Linked DNA regions of Homo sapiens: region 2 is linked to region 1. Evidence: chromatin loops called from intact Hi-C (ENCODE). Cell type or tissue: HCT116. All regions are shown on one strand. Each heading gives the region's core, and the rest is flanking DNA. Links, peaks and the distances in the headings are about the cores only.

Region 1 (8,454 bases), core at 2,266-7,265:
AGGCTAGAGTGCAGTGCATGATCTCGGCTCACTGCAACCTCCATCTCCTGGGTTGACACAATTGTCTTGCCTCAGCCTCCCGAGTAGCTGGGACTACAGGCGTGCGCCACCACACCCAGCTAATTATTTTGTATTTTTAGTAGAGAAGGGGTTTCACCATGTTAGCCAGGATGGTCTCGATCTCCTGACCTCGGGATCCGCCCACCTTGGCCTCTCAAAGTGTTGGGATTACAGACGTGAGCCACTGAGCCTGGCCTTTTTTTTTTTTTTTTTTTTTTTTTTTTTTTTGTGACACGGAGTCTAGCTCTGTCACCCACACTGGAGTGCAGTGGCATGATCTCAGCTCCTGGGTTCAAGCAATTCTCCTGCCTCAGCCTCCCAAGTAGCTGGGACTACAGGCACATGCCACTGCACCTAGCTAATTTTAGTATTTTTAGTGTTTTGTATTTTTAAACCTCTTTACTTGAAATTTGCTGGAAAAAAATAAGCAAATGATAGATTTGCTAGTGTGTATTAGTGGAAATGGAGTACACAGCCATAGTTCCAGCATTTTTTTAATTCTTACCACAAACATTAAGTGCCTATTCTGTGCCAGGCACTGATATATTAGATCCTCTGCCCTCAAAAAGCTTTGTCTATTAGGGTAGAGATGGGTCTGGGATCAGCTAACCATGAAACTGTTCAGGTTCTGAGTGCAGTGGGGACACAGAATTGCCTTGTTTTCTAAGAAACATCTCCATCTAATGTGAACTTCACATGGGCTTGTTTTTGGTTTGTGGACACCATTCGCTGAAAAAGCCAGGCTGTAATCCCAGCACTTTGGGAGGCCAAGGCAGGCGAATCACATGTGCCAGGAGTTTGAGACCAACCTGGGCACCATGGTGAAACCCTGTCTCTACAAAAACATACAAAAATTAGCCAGGTGTGGTGGCACACACCTGTAATCCTAGCTACTCAGGAGGCGGAGGTGGGAGGATCCATTGAGCCCAGGGAGTTGAGGCTACAGTGAGCCATGATTGTGCCACTGCTCTCCAGCCTGGGCAACAGAATGAGACTCTATCTCAAAATAAATAAATAAATAAATAAATAAATAAATAAATAAATAAATAAATAAATAAAATAAAATAAAACAAAAGGAAGAGATTAGATTGGAATCATAACTTGTAACTCATTTGTATCTTTAGTGCTACCTTATGGCAGTAATTCATACTGGACTGTGACTTTGAACAACCAGCATATTTTTTTATCTCCCCTCCCACCCCTTTCTTGGATCCCCAATCAACACATTTTTTTAATTAAAAAATTTTTGGACTAGGTAATATACATGTGTCATACAAAATTCAAAACATATAGAAGGGTATCCAGTGAAAAATAACTCTCACTTCTTCTCAGTCCTCTAGGCACCTGGTTTGTCTCCTACAGGGGCAATCACTTTATAAGCTTCTGAGATGTTCTGAGAATTTACAAATTTGTATTTACCTGTAGTTTCCTTTCCCCTCTTGTTCTACATCTTACCTTCTGCATTTAGCAGTTTATTTGGGAGATTGCTTCTAATCAGTAATATAAAGCTACTTCATTATTTTATTTTATTTTTGAATTTTGATAAAATACACATAACATAAAATATACCATTTAAATTGTTTTTAAGGGTACAATTTAGTAGCAGTAAGTATATTCACAATGTTATACAACCATTACCACTATCCATTTCTAGAACTTTCTGATCATCCCAAACAAACTTTGTACCCATTAGGCAATAATTTGCCATCTTCCTCTCCCGACCTCCTGATAATCACTAATCACATTCTGTCTATGGATTTGTTCATTCTAGATGCTTCATATAAATGGAATCATACAATATGTATCTTTTTGTGCCTTGCTTATTTCACTTTAGCATAATATTTTCAAGGTTCATGTATGTTGTGGCATGCATCAGAACTTTATTCCGTATTACAGCTGTAATAATTCCATTCTTTGTTTTTGTTGTTGTTGTGTTTTGTTTTGTTTTGCTTTGTTGAGTCGGAGTCTCACTCTGTCGCCCAGGCTGGAGTGCATTGTCGTGATCTCAGCTCACTGCAACCTCTGCCTCCTGGGTTCAAGCAATTCTCTATCCTCAGCCTCCTGAGTAGCTGGGATTACAGGTGTGCACCATCACGCCTAGCTAATTTTTGTATTTTTAGTAGAGATGTGGTTTCACCATTTTGGCCAGGCTGGTCTCCTGACCTCAGGTGATCCACCTGCCTCGGCCTCCCAAAGTGCTAGGACTACAGGCGTGAGCCACTGCGCCCGGCCCCCATTCTTTGTTTATACCACATTTTGTTTATCCATTCATCCACTGATGGACACTTGAGTTGTTTCCACCTTTTGGTCATTTGAATAATGTTGCTGTGATCATTGGTTTACAAATATTTGTTTGAGTCCCTGTTTTCAGTTCTTTAGGGTATATATCTTAAGCATGGAATTGCTGGATCATATGATGACCATATATTTACCATTTTGAGAAACCACCAAACTGCTTTCCATAGCAGCTGCATAATTTTACATTCCCACCAACAATGTTTGTAGGTTCCAATTTCTCCATATCCTTGCCAACATTTATTTTCCATTCTTAAAAAATTTTGTTTTAATTTTAATTAATTAATTTATTTCTTAATAAATAAAAAATTATTTTTTTTAGATAGGGTCTTGCTCTGTCACCCAGGCTGCAGTGCAGTGGTGCGATCATAGTTCACTGCAGCCTCAAACTCCTGGGCTCAAGCAGTCTTCCTGCCTCAGCCTCCTGAGTACCTGGGACTACAGGTACCTGCCACCTCTCCTGGCCCTATTTTTTAATTATAATCATCCTGATGAGTACAAAGTGGTATCTTATTGTGGTTTGATTTGCATTTCCTAATGACTAATGATGTTAAGCATCTTTTCATGTACTTCTTGGCCATTTCTATATTTTTGTAGAAATGTCTATTCAAGTCCTTTACCCATTTTTTTTTGTTTGTTTGTTTTTGAGATGGGGTCTCACTCTGTCACACATGTTGGAGTGCAGTGGTGTGATCTTGGCTTACTGCAACCTCCACCTCCCAGGCTTAAGCGATCCTCCCACGTCAGCCTCCTGAGTAGCTGGGACCACAGGTGTGCACCACCATACTCAGCTAATTTTTTGTATTTTTGGTAGACATGAGGTTTCGTCATGTTACCCAGGCTGGTCTTGAACTCTTGAACTCAGGAGATCCACCCACCTCTGCCTCCCAAAGTGCTGGCATTACAGGTATGAGCCACTGTGCTCAGCCCTTTGCCCATTTTTAAACTGGGTTTTTGTCATTGTTGAGGTATAGGAGTTATTTATATATTCTGGATATTAATCCCTTATCAGATATATGATTTGCAAATATTTTCTCCCATTCTATGGGTTTTCACTCCCTTGATAGTGTCCTTTGATGCACTAAAGTATTTAGTTTCAATAAAGTCAAATTTATCTACTTTTTTTTTTTTTTTTTTTTGTGATGGAGTCTTGCTCTGTCACCAGGCTGGAGTGCAGTGGTGCGATCTCAGCTCACTGCAACCTCCACCTCCTGAGTTCAAGCGATTCTCCTGCCGCAGCCTACTGAGTAGCTGGGACTACGGGCGTGCACCACAACGCCCAGCTAATTTTTATATTTTTAGTAGAGATGGGGTTTCACCATGTTGGCCAAGATGGTCTTGATCTCTTGGCCTCACGATCTGCCTGCCTCGGCCTCCCAAAGTGCTGTGATTACAGATGTGAGCCACCACACCTGGCCTTATCTATTTTTTTTTTCATCTGTGGTTTTCTTTTTAATTATCTTAAGTCTTATGATCACACATAATGTTAAAATTTGTGTATATCTCCTCTACTTTAATCCTTTTAAGTTGGCAAAAGCACTATTTTCAATCACAAATACACAGCAGTTTCAGTTTTATGTTTCTGAATGGCTCCTTTAAAGACAATTCTAAATTATAACTTAGTTTGAGTTAGATCGTAAAGAATTCAAGAGTGAAGTTTAACTTGCTACTATTTTAAAAGCATGTGACTTTATAGATCATCTATAAAATGTGAGAAGTGTTAAATAATCTTTGACATTACACATAAACCACACTAAAATGCCTTTCAGTAAGTTAAAGAGACCATTTTAAATACAGGGAATTCTAATTAGATTGGCATAGTTAAGGCCAAAAATATAAACTAGACATTGCTCCCTTATTTATCTTCCACCCTTACCTTTAAGAGGCAAATGAACACAAAACACAGGTGAATCTTGCTTGGTTCTGAGACAATGAAGGAATTTCCTCAGTATTTAAATATATTCACATAACGAGTTATATAAATCTACATATAAAATCAGTCCTCATTAAGTTTTTGGTTTTGTTTTGTTTTGTTTTATTTTGTTTGTTTTGAGATGGGGTCTTGCTCTGTCGCCCAGGCTAGAGTGCAGTGGCACAATCTCAGCTCACTGCAAACTCTGCCTTCTGGGTTCAAGCAATTCTCCTGTCTCAGCATCCCTAGTAGCTGGGATTACAGGTGCCCGCCACCATGCCCAGCTAATTTTTGTATTTTTAGTAGAGACAGAGTTTCACCTGATGTTGGCCAGGCCAGTCCCGAACTCTTGACCTCAAGTGATCTGCCCACCTCGGCCTCCCAAAATGCTGGGATTACAGGTGTGAGCTACTGCACCTGGCCTCCATTAAGTTTTAAGATAGCACTCACCATCTTTGTGAAAAGTTGAACATTACTAAGGAAGTCTAATCTTATCTTTAGAAGGGGTAAACAATGATAGCATTTACTGAATTGGAATTACTATTAAAATTCAAAAACAACATATTCATTTAACAACAAGCCAGTCTTAGTTTTAAATCATGAGTACCCAACAAAATATTCTGTCAGTCATTCATGATCTGAATTCCTGTGTATGAGATCTATTAAAGTATGGAACACATAAAAAAGTCATGAGACATTTGTTTTGTAATAAATAAGGCAGTGGCCAATCATTACTCATTAGTAGCTTTTTTTTAGATAAGCTATAAAGTCTGCCCTGTCTGCCTTCTTAATGCTGGCAAAGATCAGTTTTCTTCCAGGGATGTACTTCTTGGGATTCTCCAAATCCTCCATCAGTGAGTGTATCCTCTCCCCAGGTGATGCCTTTGTTCTTCTTGGCGTCTGTGTAAGAGAATCCAATGGCCCAAAGAGACCATGGAGATTAGGCCCAGTCTTGTGCTTGCCTCTCTTTTCCACCGTGTGGCACTGGGCACACTTCTGAACAAAAATCTTCTTGCCTTTCTCAGCATCACCCATATTTAATTCTCTTTTTCATCGCTGGCGCCACAAAGGTTGCCACTCCAAAGCTGTACGACCCACTCTCTATCAATTTGTTTTCTTGTGTTGCTTGTCCTTTTGGTTGTCATGCTTAAGATACCGTTGCTGAATTCAAGGTCATGAAGATTTTCTTTTATTTTCTTCTAAGAGAAAGTTTTAGCTCTTAAATTTAGGTCTTTGATCCACTTTTTGTTAATTTTTGTGTATAGTGTATTGTAAGGATTTAACTTCATTCTTTTGCACATGGATATCCAGTTTTTCCAGTGCCATTTGTTGAAAAGATGGTCCTTTCACCATTGAAATGATTTTGGAACCCTTGTCAAAAATCAATTTGTCACATATATGAAGGCTTATCTTTGAACTCTGTATTCTATTTCATTTGTCCATATGTCTGTCCTTCTGCCATCACCACACTGTTTTGACTACTGTAGCTTTGTATTAATATTGAAATCAGGAAGTGTGAGCCCTCCAACTTTGTTCTTTTTCAAGGTTTTGGCAATTTGGGGTCCCTTGAAATTCCATGTGAATTTTGGTATGAATCTTTCTATTTCTGCAAAACATGTTGTGGGACTTTGATAAGGATTGCATTGAATTACTTTGAATGGTATTTTCATCTTAACAATACTGAGTGTCTTCCAATCCACCAAGACAATAGCTCTTTCCATTTACTTATGTATTTAAAGTTTTTCAGCAATGTTTATTTTATTTTATTTTATTTTATTTTATTTTATTTTATTTTATTTTATTTTATTTTATTTTATTTTATTTCGAGACAGTGTCTGGCTCTGTCACCCAGGCTAGAGTACAGTGATGGGATCTTGGCTCACTGTATTCTTGACTTCCCAGGCTCAGGTGATCCTCTCACCCCAGCCTTCCGCGTAGCCGGGACCACAGGCATGCACAAGCACAGCTGGCTAATTTTTGTATTTTCTATAGAGATGAGGTTTTGCCATGTTACCCAGGCTGGTCTTGAACTCCTGGGTTCAAGCAATCTACCCGCCTCAGCCTCCCAAAGTGTTAGGGTGACAGGCATGAGCCACCACGGTTAGCCTTGCCTCCATGTTTAAATCTGTACCTAAGTATTTTATTCTAATTCATTATTTTAGCTGAGCAGTCATCAACATTATGATAATTTTCATATCCTTATAGAAATAATAACAATTAAAGCTATTATTATTGAATGTCTATCATGTGCCAGGCACTGTTCTAGAAGTTTTTTATAATTTATCTCTAATCCTTAAAACAACTTTCCGCATTTCACAGATGTAAAAATTAAAACTTGGAGAGATGAAATGACTTGCTAAAGACACACAGGGCTGGGTGTGGTGGCTCACACCTGTAATCCCAGCACTTTGGAAGGCCAAGGTGGGTGGATCACCTGAGGTCAGGAGTTCAAGACCAGCCTGGCTACCATAGTGAAACCCCGTCTCTACTAAAAATACAAAGTTAGCCAGGTGTGGTGCCAGGCACCTATAATCCCAGCTACCTGGGAGGCTGAGGGAGAATTGCCTGAACGCAGGAGGTGGAGGTTGCAGTGAGCTGAGATTGCGCCATTGCACTCTAGCCTGGACAATAAGAGCTAAACTCTGTCTCAAAACAAACAAACAAACAAACAAACAAACAAAAAACAGTAAATGATAGAACCCTTTATAGTCTGGCTGTGTGGCTCAATATCCATACCTTCTTTTGCTGTGCAATTCCAGCGTTACCATCTTTCTTCATTATCTCATTGCAGGATGACATGCACTTGGTGATAAGAAAGCAGCTCTCTAGCACCATATTCAAGTACAAACTCATTGGGATTTTTGGTGCTGTCACCATGGCTGGCATCATGGTGGCAGACAGGTACACATGGAGATTCTGACTTCTGTGGTTTAAGATCAGTTAATCTTGCCAACTAACAGTGTTACATCGCATAGACATCATTTTAACAGTAGACGTTACAACTGTAAGAGAAATGAGCAGGCCAGGCTCGGTGGCTCACACCTGTAATCCCAGCACTTTGTGAGGCCGAGGTGGGCGGATCGCCTGAGGTCGGGAGTTTGGGACCAGCCTGACCAACATGGAGAAACCCTGTCTCTACTAAAAATACAAAATTAGTTGGGTGTGGTGGCGCATGCCTGTAATCCCAGCTACTCGGGAGGCTGAGGCAGGAGAATCACTTGAACCTGGGAGATGGAGGTTGCGGTGAGCCGAGATTGCGCCATTGCACTCCAGCCTGGGCAACAAGAGCGAAACTCAAAAAAAAAGTAAGAAAAAAGAGAAAATAAAAATATGTATAACAATCTTTTGCTCTAATCTGTATTTTGTATGGACAAAATAAATACTCTTCTCTGCCTTCATGTACCTTTATCTTTACCCTACCCTAGGGAAGTCAGAATTCTTAAACTTATTGGAAATTGTTACAAAATATTACAAAAGTGAAATTAAAATTCTTTGTTTTTAGAAGTGGATCATCTAGTTTGACCCAAGAGGTAGCCAACCTGAGTGATGAGCAGTGCACACATGTGAGTTCTTCTCTAAATATACAAAAAAAAGTTAGCCAGGCGTGGTGGCAGCCACCTGTAATCCTAGCTACTTGGGAGGCTGAGGCAGAGGATTGCTTGAACTTGGGAGGCAGAGGTTGCAGTGAGCCGAGATCATGCCACTGCACTCCAGCCTGGGCAACAAAGCGAGACTCCATCTCAAGAAAAGGCAAAAAAAAAAAAAAAAAAAAAGAAGAAGAAGAAAAAGAAGTTTTACTGAACTCCTGTCTTTGTGGTTTTCTGATACTTGGAAACTACTGGCTTGGGTTGCATTTTTTTTTTTTGAGATGGAGTCTCAACTCTGCCACCCAGGCTGGAGTGCAGGGGTGCCTCCCAGGTTCAAGCGATTCTGCCGCCTCAGCCTTCCAAGTAGCTGGGATCACAGGCATGCACCATCACGCCCAGCTAATTTCTGTGTTTTTGGTAGAGACGGGGTTTCACCATGTAGGGGTTTCGCCATGTTGCCCAGGCTGGTCTCAGACTCCTGATCTCAGGTGATCCGCCCCCCTCAGCCTCCCAAAGCACTGGGATTACGTATGTGAGCCACCATGCCCGGGCCGGTTGCATTTATTTCTATATCCATTCAATCTCTCCAATTAAATTATA
Region 2 (8,454 bases), core at 1,975-6,974, 170 kb after region 1:
TAGAGCCCAAGCTTCAGGTCTGTTAAAAATGCTGACTTGCCTTGTGTTTTCTTGAAATCCCAGTTTTCTTTAAGGGATTTGTAGATATTGTTGTTTAATACTATGGAATTATCCTGGGAGCTCAATGGAAAGGTAATGTCTTCCTGTGAACTAGACAGTTATAGGAGACCTGAGAATGTTTCAGCTGCAAGTGGATCTAAAGAAGGAGGGTGTAGTGGGTTGAATAGTGTTCCTTTCTGCCTGGCCCTCCCCATCCCCCAATTCAGGTCCACCTCAAAATGTGACTTATTTGGAAACAGTGTCTTTGCAGCTAAGGATCTTGAGATGAAATCATTCCAGATATAAGGTAGATCCTAAATCCAATGGCTGGTGTCCTTATAAGAAGAAGAGAAGATACAGAGAGCAGCACAGAGAGGAGAAGCCCATGTGAAGATGGAGGCAGAGATTGCAGCTAGGCAACTACAAGCTAGGGAATGGCAAGGATTGCTTGTAACCACTAGAGGCTGGAAGAGGCAAGGATTGGATGGGCCCTACAGCCTTCGGAGGGAACATAGCCCGGCCAACACACCTTGATTTTAGACTTCTGGCTTCTAAAACCGTGAGAATAAATCCCCCCACACCTTTTTTTTCCTTCTCTTTTCTCTTTTTTTTTTTTTTGTGAGACAGCATCTTGCTCTGACACCCAGGCTGGAGTGCGATGGGGTGATCACAGCTCATTGCAGCCTTAAATTCCTGGACTCAGGCGATCCTCCCACCTCGGCCTCCCAAGTAGGTGGGACTACTAGTGAGCATCACCATGCCCAGCTAATTTTTAAAAAATTTCATAGAGATGGAGTCTCACTGTGTTCCCCAGGCTGGTCTCGAGCGCCTGACTTCAAGCAATCCTCCTGGAAAACAAACCTCTCAAAGCACTGGGTTTACAGGTGTGAACTACTGGTGCCCAGCTGCTTTTTTTTCCTCTCCTAATTTCACTTTTTTAAAGCCACCAAATTAGTGGTAATTTGTTATGACAGCCTTAGGATACTAATCTAAAAGAGAAGAAAAATAAGCATTTACTGCAGGGTCTCCTATATAACCCGGTATATTTTAGGCACTTTAATGTGTTATTTTATCTCCCAACAACTTTGTGTGGTAGGCATTATTTATCCATATTTTACAAATCAGAAAAATAAGGCTCAGAAAGATAAGCTTGTGTTTTAGGAATATTCTGTCATTTTGTTTTCAGCTGTCTACTTTCTTCTGTTGATTGCCTGAGGAATTTATTATGTGGCCCTCAGAATGACTGGGCATAAAACTGTGATGTCCATTCTACTGGGTTGGTTAAAGAAATGCACCGTGGATTAGTCAAAGGAGGGCCAGACATATCATATGACCTTTCCTATGGAAAAGTCTCAGCATCTGTCTTCCCCCACGTCTGTACCTATTTCTCACCTACTATATAGTCAAATCTCCATCATGAAACTTCCCTAGATTTCTTTACCTAATATTTTATCTGTTTCTCTCTCTCAACTGAACCTCCATAGCAGTTTATCTACTTCAATTTTATTGTACATACTGCATTCTACCTTGTATTATATGATTTCTGCCTTGTGCCATTTGTCCAGGTATATTGTAGGTCTCATGAGGATGGAGATCTTGTCTTGTTCATTTTTATATCTTCCATATTACCTACCAGAAATTCTTACCCATAACATGTTAATTAATTGTTGAATTTCTGTTTTCCTCTTCTCCTTCTTCCCCACTTTCCAGGTTCTAGTGTCAACCTTTAGAAGGCAAAGTTCTCTCTCTCTCTCTCTCTCTCACACACACACACACACACACACACACACACACACACACACAGGTGTGAGGAGGATTCAAGTGAGGAGAGGGCAGTAAGACATGAACATGAATAGCATGAGCAAAAGCAAAAAAGAATGAAATGCTTCCATAGTAGTCAAACTGGTAGAATATCATATTCATTTTGTCTTTCCCATTTCATGAGTAATCAGGATATTGAAAGATTTGAAATGAGATCCTTCTGAAAAAGCAAAGGGTTCCAGAAATATGACTGAAAACTTAGTAACTGTCTAAAATTATTTTGCTCTGTGATCAAAATAATTATGAGCAACCATTCTTTTAGAGGAAAGAACCAGGATAATGGGTATAAGATATTTAGAATCTGATGAAGACATTTGATGAAACAATTAGAACCCCTGAAAATAGGAGGAATCCTTTTATGTTGAGTCTTGGTCATTTACTTTTATAGGGGTGTATGGAGGCACTATTTTTAGACAAGCAGTTAGCATCCCTCTTCATTATAAGTCTACATGGTAAGTCTACATGTGCTGTGAACTATAGTACATTCTTGCTATTGGGGAATAAGAAAAATACCTATAGTACAGGTTTTTTATTGTGCTCTATGGCATTGGGTTTATAGAATCATAGGACTTCAGAACCAGAGAGATAAGAGTAAGATATCAAATATTTATTGAGTACAATTGTGTGCTACATACTGTGCTAATCTCTTTATATATATTTAAATTTCACAATTACCTGAAATAATAGGTACACTTATCTCTATTTTATGAATGAGAAAATTGAAGATTAGAGAGGTTGGGAAATATACCCAAGGTCATGCAGCTAAGAAGTGGTGGAGATGGAATCATTAGAAAATCTGATTATATGCCTTAAAGATGATGTGATCCAGAGGTTCCTATCCTGGGCCCTCCAGGCATCTAGTAATCTAGTTAAGTTCCAACCCTGTCTCATTCTACTGTACCACCACCAGAGAGCTGTACATGTGGTATACCATAAAAATGATGTTTAAAGGGGGGTTTACTGCATTTAGTATTTTGGTGTTTTTTTTTAAACTTCAGCAACTGCTTAATGACTGAGATGTGATTATAATACATGAGAACTGTCAGACTTTTGAAGTTTTTCTGATGCAGTAAAAAGGAGTAGATAAAAAGTGAAATGGATTGTTCTTTGCTGCAAGCGGAGTTTTGTTTGTAAAATGTAGAAAGAGTTAAAATGAGATGGTAAGAATGAATGAGGAGAAATGCATTTCAGTTTTTTTCTGGGTTAAATAAGTAAATGTCTCTACTGTTTTCCAATTTGAATAGATGTTTTTCCCCCTTTGGAGGATGGGGGATTCCGTTACTTAGAGAGACTACCACCACTATTGCTATCACTAATAACAATCATTTGATTAGTGCTTTACATTTTACAAAGTACTTTCACTATGCTGTAGCCCGTAGACAATTAATCTTCCCATATCTTGCATTCCCATAGTCCTTTGCACATACCCTGCATTGTACTGAATCCCTTTGCCCCTACAATCTCCACCTCAGTGCTCATGGCGAACTGATTTGTGTGCCCTGTGGAGTGGGAGTACTGCAACATTGAGTAGTGGGGGGCTCAGGAATACCTCCCAGAAGCACAGGAGAGTACTATATAGAATTTGAATCTGGCGGAGTTAAGAAGAAAAAAGTTAAAATCAGTTATGCTTTTAAAAAATGAGGCTTGAATTTACAGCATAGTGTAGTGGGTGAGAAGCATGGGATTTGGAGTCAGCAGAACTGAATTTGAATAACTTGCTTCTTTCATTTACCAGACATTTATTCATTCTCAAAGGAACCCATATTTCTCCTTTATAGTACTTACTACAACTCTAACTAAATATTTGTTTAATGATTATACTTTCTACTAGGATATAAGTTTAATTAGGAAAGAGACTGTCAGTATTGTTCAGTTTTATTCTCTGTACCTAGTACAGCTACTAGTGTGGTTTAGTTGTTCAGTCAACATTTGTTGACTGAATAAAATGAATGAATGTCTGGTAAATTGGGTGGGTGAAACTGACCAAATCTGAGGAGTTGGGAAAGGTTTTGGTGAGTATATTACATTTAAAATGAGACCTGAAGGATGAATAGGAGTTGGCTAGGTAAATAAGGAGAGCAACATCCTGGGAGAAAGAACATGAAGCTTGTGAAAGGGAAAGAGCATAGTTAGTTTAAAGAAAGACATTTCTTTGTGACTGGAATGTAGAGAGGGGGAGAATGTGTGAGATGAGGCTAGAGTAAACAGAGGTTCATGCAGAGGCTTATAGGCTTTGCTAAGGATTTTGCACTTTATTCTCCTACTGTAGAAATAGGAAGCTATCTAACAGTTTTGATGGAAGAGAGACATGATTAGATGTTCCTTTTGATATTTTGAAATGACTGCTCTGGCTGCCATCTAGTGGAGACTGGATTGGAGGAAGGGAAGAGTGGATGTTCGGAAATTATTAAAAGGCTATTGCAAAAAACTAGGTGAGAGAAGATGGTGGCCTGGACAAAAGTAGCAAACGTGGAGATGAAGAGAGTTGGAATAATATAAGAAATATTTAATAGATCATCAAGACTTGATGATTGATTAGATAAGAAATGAAGGAGAGGTCAAAGTATGACGACTAGGTTTCTGACTGCACAGCTGGGTGGATGGAGGTTGCCATTTACTGATACGAGGAACATTGAAGGAACCTGAAGGACAGATTTTAGGGGGAGATGATGAATGTTGTTTTAGATATGTTGTAATTGAAGTGCCAATGAGACAATAAAGAGAATGATTATGGGAAGTTGGGTGTATGGGTTTGAACTTCAGGAAAACATATTGTACTCCATGACTGTTCCATATCAAGATGGAAAGCACTACCTTGTTTTTTTCATGACTGAATGGTATTTCATTGTATATATTAATGTTCCAATTATGTGCCATAATTAAGGGAAAGGCAAATTGTATGGAAAGAGAAGAATACTTAATAGTGTGAGTTTCCTTTAAGAGGAGGAGGAAATGAGATCTGGCTCACAGGTGTTTTTGGTCTTAGATAAGAGGAGAGACACCTGATCTATTATTTTAACAGAAGGGATGGAGGAGAATATGGGTGAAGATACAGAAGGGTGTGTAGATTGGATGGTGGGAAGTTGAGGATGTATCCATCTGGTGGCTTCTATTTTCTCTGTTAAGTAGGAGGCTAGGTCATCTACTGAGAAGAAGGAAGGATGATGGAAGGGGTACTATTTGAAGGAAATGAATAAGATTTTAAATCATCATATTTTGACCAGACAAACTCATGATTTAGTGAGAGTTGAAGGCCTTGTTGAGGTGACAATCTGTTCTGTTGTGTTATTTCTTTCTGGCATTCTTCAGCAGCTTGGGGACACAGAAAGTGGATACTTGAGCTCATTAAGGGTTTTTGAGGTTTTTGTCAGATGGAGACGATGAAAGGGAAAGGAAGTTTAAGTTATTGAAATACTAGATCATGGCATCTAAGTTGGATAGAGAGGCGAGTGATGGATTGGGGACAGTGATTCTCAAACTTTAGTATATATTAACATTATCTGAAGGGTTTGTTAAAACAGAGATCACTTCCATTTGTAAAACAGGAAGCAGTGTTCTGATGCTTTTCTCATTAGTTGTTGGAGTTGTAAGGTGGCAGCATGTGATGTTCTGTTTAATTTGAAGAAAGCATTTAACCTGTTTTTTGCTGTAAACCATTCAGATTTAAGATGGTTCAATAAATCAGCAGTTAACTCTGGGTATGAGAGTACTTTGGTTTCCTTGGTACCTGATTGTGAGACCCTCTACAAGTTACGTACGTTGTGTATTCCAACCTTTTACTTCTGACTTACAGATAAAATGCCCATTGTTTGTTTCTAGGGTTTTGAGCATTTTCTGTAACCCTAAGTGAAAGATTTAGCCTTTTTATGCCTTTTTAAGATGAGACAATTCGTGTTTGCTACATTTTACTTTCCCAAGGGCTTATTATGAGATTTTGTTTTATTATTTTTTGAGACAGGGTCTTGCTCTATCACCCAGGCTGGAGTGCAGTGGTATGATCACGGCTCACTGCAGCCATCGGACTCAAGCGATCCTCCCACCTCAGCCTCCCGAGTAGCTGGGACGACGGGTGTGCACCACCATGCCCAGCTAATTTTTGTATTTTTTGTAGAGACAGGGTTTTGCCATGTTGGCCAGGCTGGTCTTGAACTCGTGAGCTCAAGTGATCCACCTGCTTTGGCCTCCCAAAGGCCTCCTGGAGTGGTGGGATTCTAGGGGTGACCCACTGTGCCAGGCTGAGATTTTATTTTAACTACAAAATTCTTTTAAGACTGTTTGCCATATAAAAAGTCTACATTTTAATTGTAGAACCCAGTGATTTATTGTAAAGATGATGATGATAGCTAACATTCATTGAACGCTTATTGTGTGCCAGGTATTGTGATAGGTAGATAGTGGATAAGACAATCTAAGGAGTGCCTACTTAGTTAAGTGTTTTAATATAGTATCTCATTTCATCCTCTCAGCAGTTTTATGAGGGTATATACTATATTTCCCCCACTTAAAAAGTATGTGAATTGAGGCACAGGAAAGATAATATGCCCAAGTCATGCAGCAGTAAATGGTAGCTCGGGTTCAAATCTAAGTTTGTCCAATTCTGGACCCCTGCTGATAATCACTGTACTGGAATTGCAGCAGTCGGTAGTGACTATTTTATTCATTATATCGTTGGTTTATGGATTTTACAATCACTTGCAGACCTAAACCGTGGGAACCTATATGTCAGTCTTTTCAGTTCTGTGTAAGATGAGATTGTCAGAGTTTTGTGAATATGTAGGTGAGATGTGAAATTAGAAGCCCTTGAAGTTTGGGAATGTACATGGACCCTTCTTTCTCATTCATTGAGCACATGCTTATCGAACACTTAGGGTATGTCAGGCCATTGTGCTATGTGTAGTAAGATAGTCTGAATGCTTACTAGTTTAGCATAACTTTGGGAAAGTTAACATTGGGCCCAAAAGAGCAGCTGAGAGGAGTTGTAGGAAGAACATTAGAGCCCTGGCTCGGTGGCTCATGCCCATAATCCTAGCACTTTGGGAGGCTGAGGCAGGTGGATCACCTGAGGTCAGGAGTTCAAGACCAGCCTGGTCAACATGGTGAAACTCGTCTCTACTAAAAATACAAAAATTAGCCTGGTGTGGTGACAAGTGCCTGTAATCCCAGCCACCTGGGAGGGCTGAGGCAGGAGAATCACTGGAACCCGGGAGGCGGAGGCTGCAGTGAGCCAACATTGTGCCACTGCATTGCAGCCAGGGTGACAGAGTGAGACTCCGTCTCAAAAAAAAAAAAATAATAAAAAATAAAAAAACTGAAAGATGAGGGAACTGAGTACTAGTTTAGTATCAGAGTGCTATAGATGGCTTGGGAGTTATATAGGAAATGATACAGTAAGTTCCTATAAAGTGACTGGTACATGTTGAATGAAAAACAGGGTTTGGAACTCATTTTGTTTTGCAGTCTTGTGATGTTTTCTGCTATGACATTCTTCTCTTTTATTCATTTATATATCCACTGGACGATACATTATGTTTGTGCCACATCTGCCTGGGTGGTTGACAGATTTGGAAACATGGCTTATATTTAGAAGAGTGGAAAAGCAGAAACTTTCCAGAGATAAAATCAGTACCTTGGAGAGCTCTAAGCAGGCACCAGAACTGTGCAACACAAAGCAATCTCGACAGTTTTTGTTTGTTTTCTTTTTGTTTTGTTTGTTTTTGTTTTTGAGGGGGCTCACTGCAACCTCCACCTCCAGGATTCAAGCGATTCTCCTGCCCCAGCGTCCCAAGTAGCTGGGATTACAGGCACCTGCCACCACGCCCGGCTAATTTTTTGTATTTTTAGTAAAGACAGGGTTTCACTATGTTGGTCAGGCTGGTCTCGAACTCATGACCTCAGGCGATTCACCCGCCTCGGCCTCCCAAAGTGCTGGGATTACAGGCATGAGCCACCGAACCCAGCCTCGACAGTTCTTAGACTGTTAATGGTTATAATTCTCTGCAAGATTCTTGAAATGTTAGAGTTTATTAGAGTAAATCCGTAAGTTACACCTTTCATTTAATGTTGATTCTTTGACCCAGGAATGGCTCCAGTTTGGAATGATTTTTTTTTTTTTTTTTTTTTTGGAGATAGAGTTTTGCTCTGTCCCCCAGGCTGGAGTGCAGTGGTACGATCTTGGCTCACTGCAACCTCTGCCTCCCAGGTTCAAGTGATTCTTCTGCCTCCGCCTCCCAAGTAGCTGGGACTATAGGTGTGTGCCACCATGCCCAGCTAATTTTTGTATTATTAGTAGACATGGGGTTTCACCATATTGGCTAGGCTGGTCTTGCACTCCTGACCTCGTGATCTGTCGGCCTCAGTCTCCCAAAGTGCTGGGATTACAGGCGTGAGCCACTTTGCCTAGCCTGGAGTGATTTTTTAGGTTTGTAGACTTGTAAAGATCTTTGGAATAATCTCATCTTTCTTCTCTTCTCTTTTTTTTTTTTTTTTTTTTTTTTTTTTTTTTTTTGAGACGGAGTCTCGCTCTGTCGCCCAGGCCGGACTGTGGACTGCAGTGGCGCGATCTCGGCTCACTGCAAGCTCCGCTTCCCGGGTTCA

What was found. Hi-C counts contacts between places; a loop is a spot of excess contacts. Peaks named below come from ENCODE experiments on the same cell type or tissue, not always from the same donor. Only the 100,000 strongest peaks of a DNase experiment are listed, where the experiment ranks them.
Region 2: it touches region 1 in a loop (2.3-fold over the local background); 2 of 110 quality-filtered maps call a loop at or near these places.

The regions. Positions count from the first base shown.
Region 1 is chr3:11,873,819-11,882,272 of GRCh38, forward strand. It overlaps the pseudogene FANCD2P2 and the pseudogene CYCSP12. Among named protein-coding and RNA genes, the nearest start is that of TAMM41, 31 kb to the left of the region's middle. In HCT116, for the core only: a CTCF peak has its summit at 5,239; a DNase peak (open chromatin) is centred at 5,203.
Region 2 is chr3:12,042,382-12,050,835 of GRCh38, forward strand. The region is part of intron 1 of SYN2 (synapsin II); the gene reads left to right. Among named protein-coding and RNA genes, the nearest start is that of SYN2, 42 kb to the left of the region's middle. RefSeq lists a silencer at 4,028-4,322. In HCT116, for the core only: CTCF peaks have their summits at 4,239 (motif pointing left) and 4,438; a DNase peak (open chromatin) is centred at 4,200.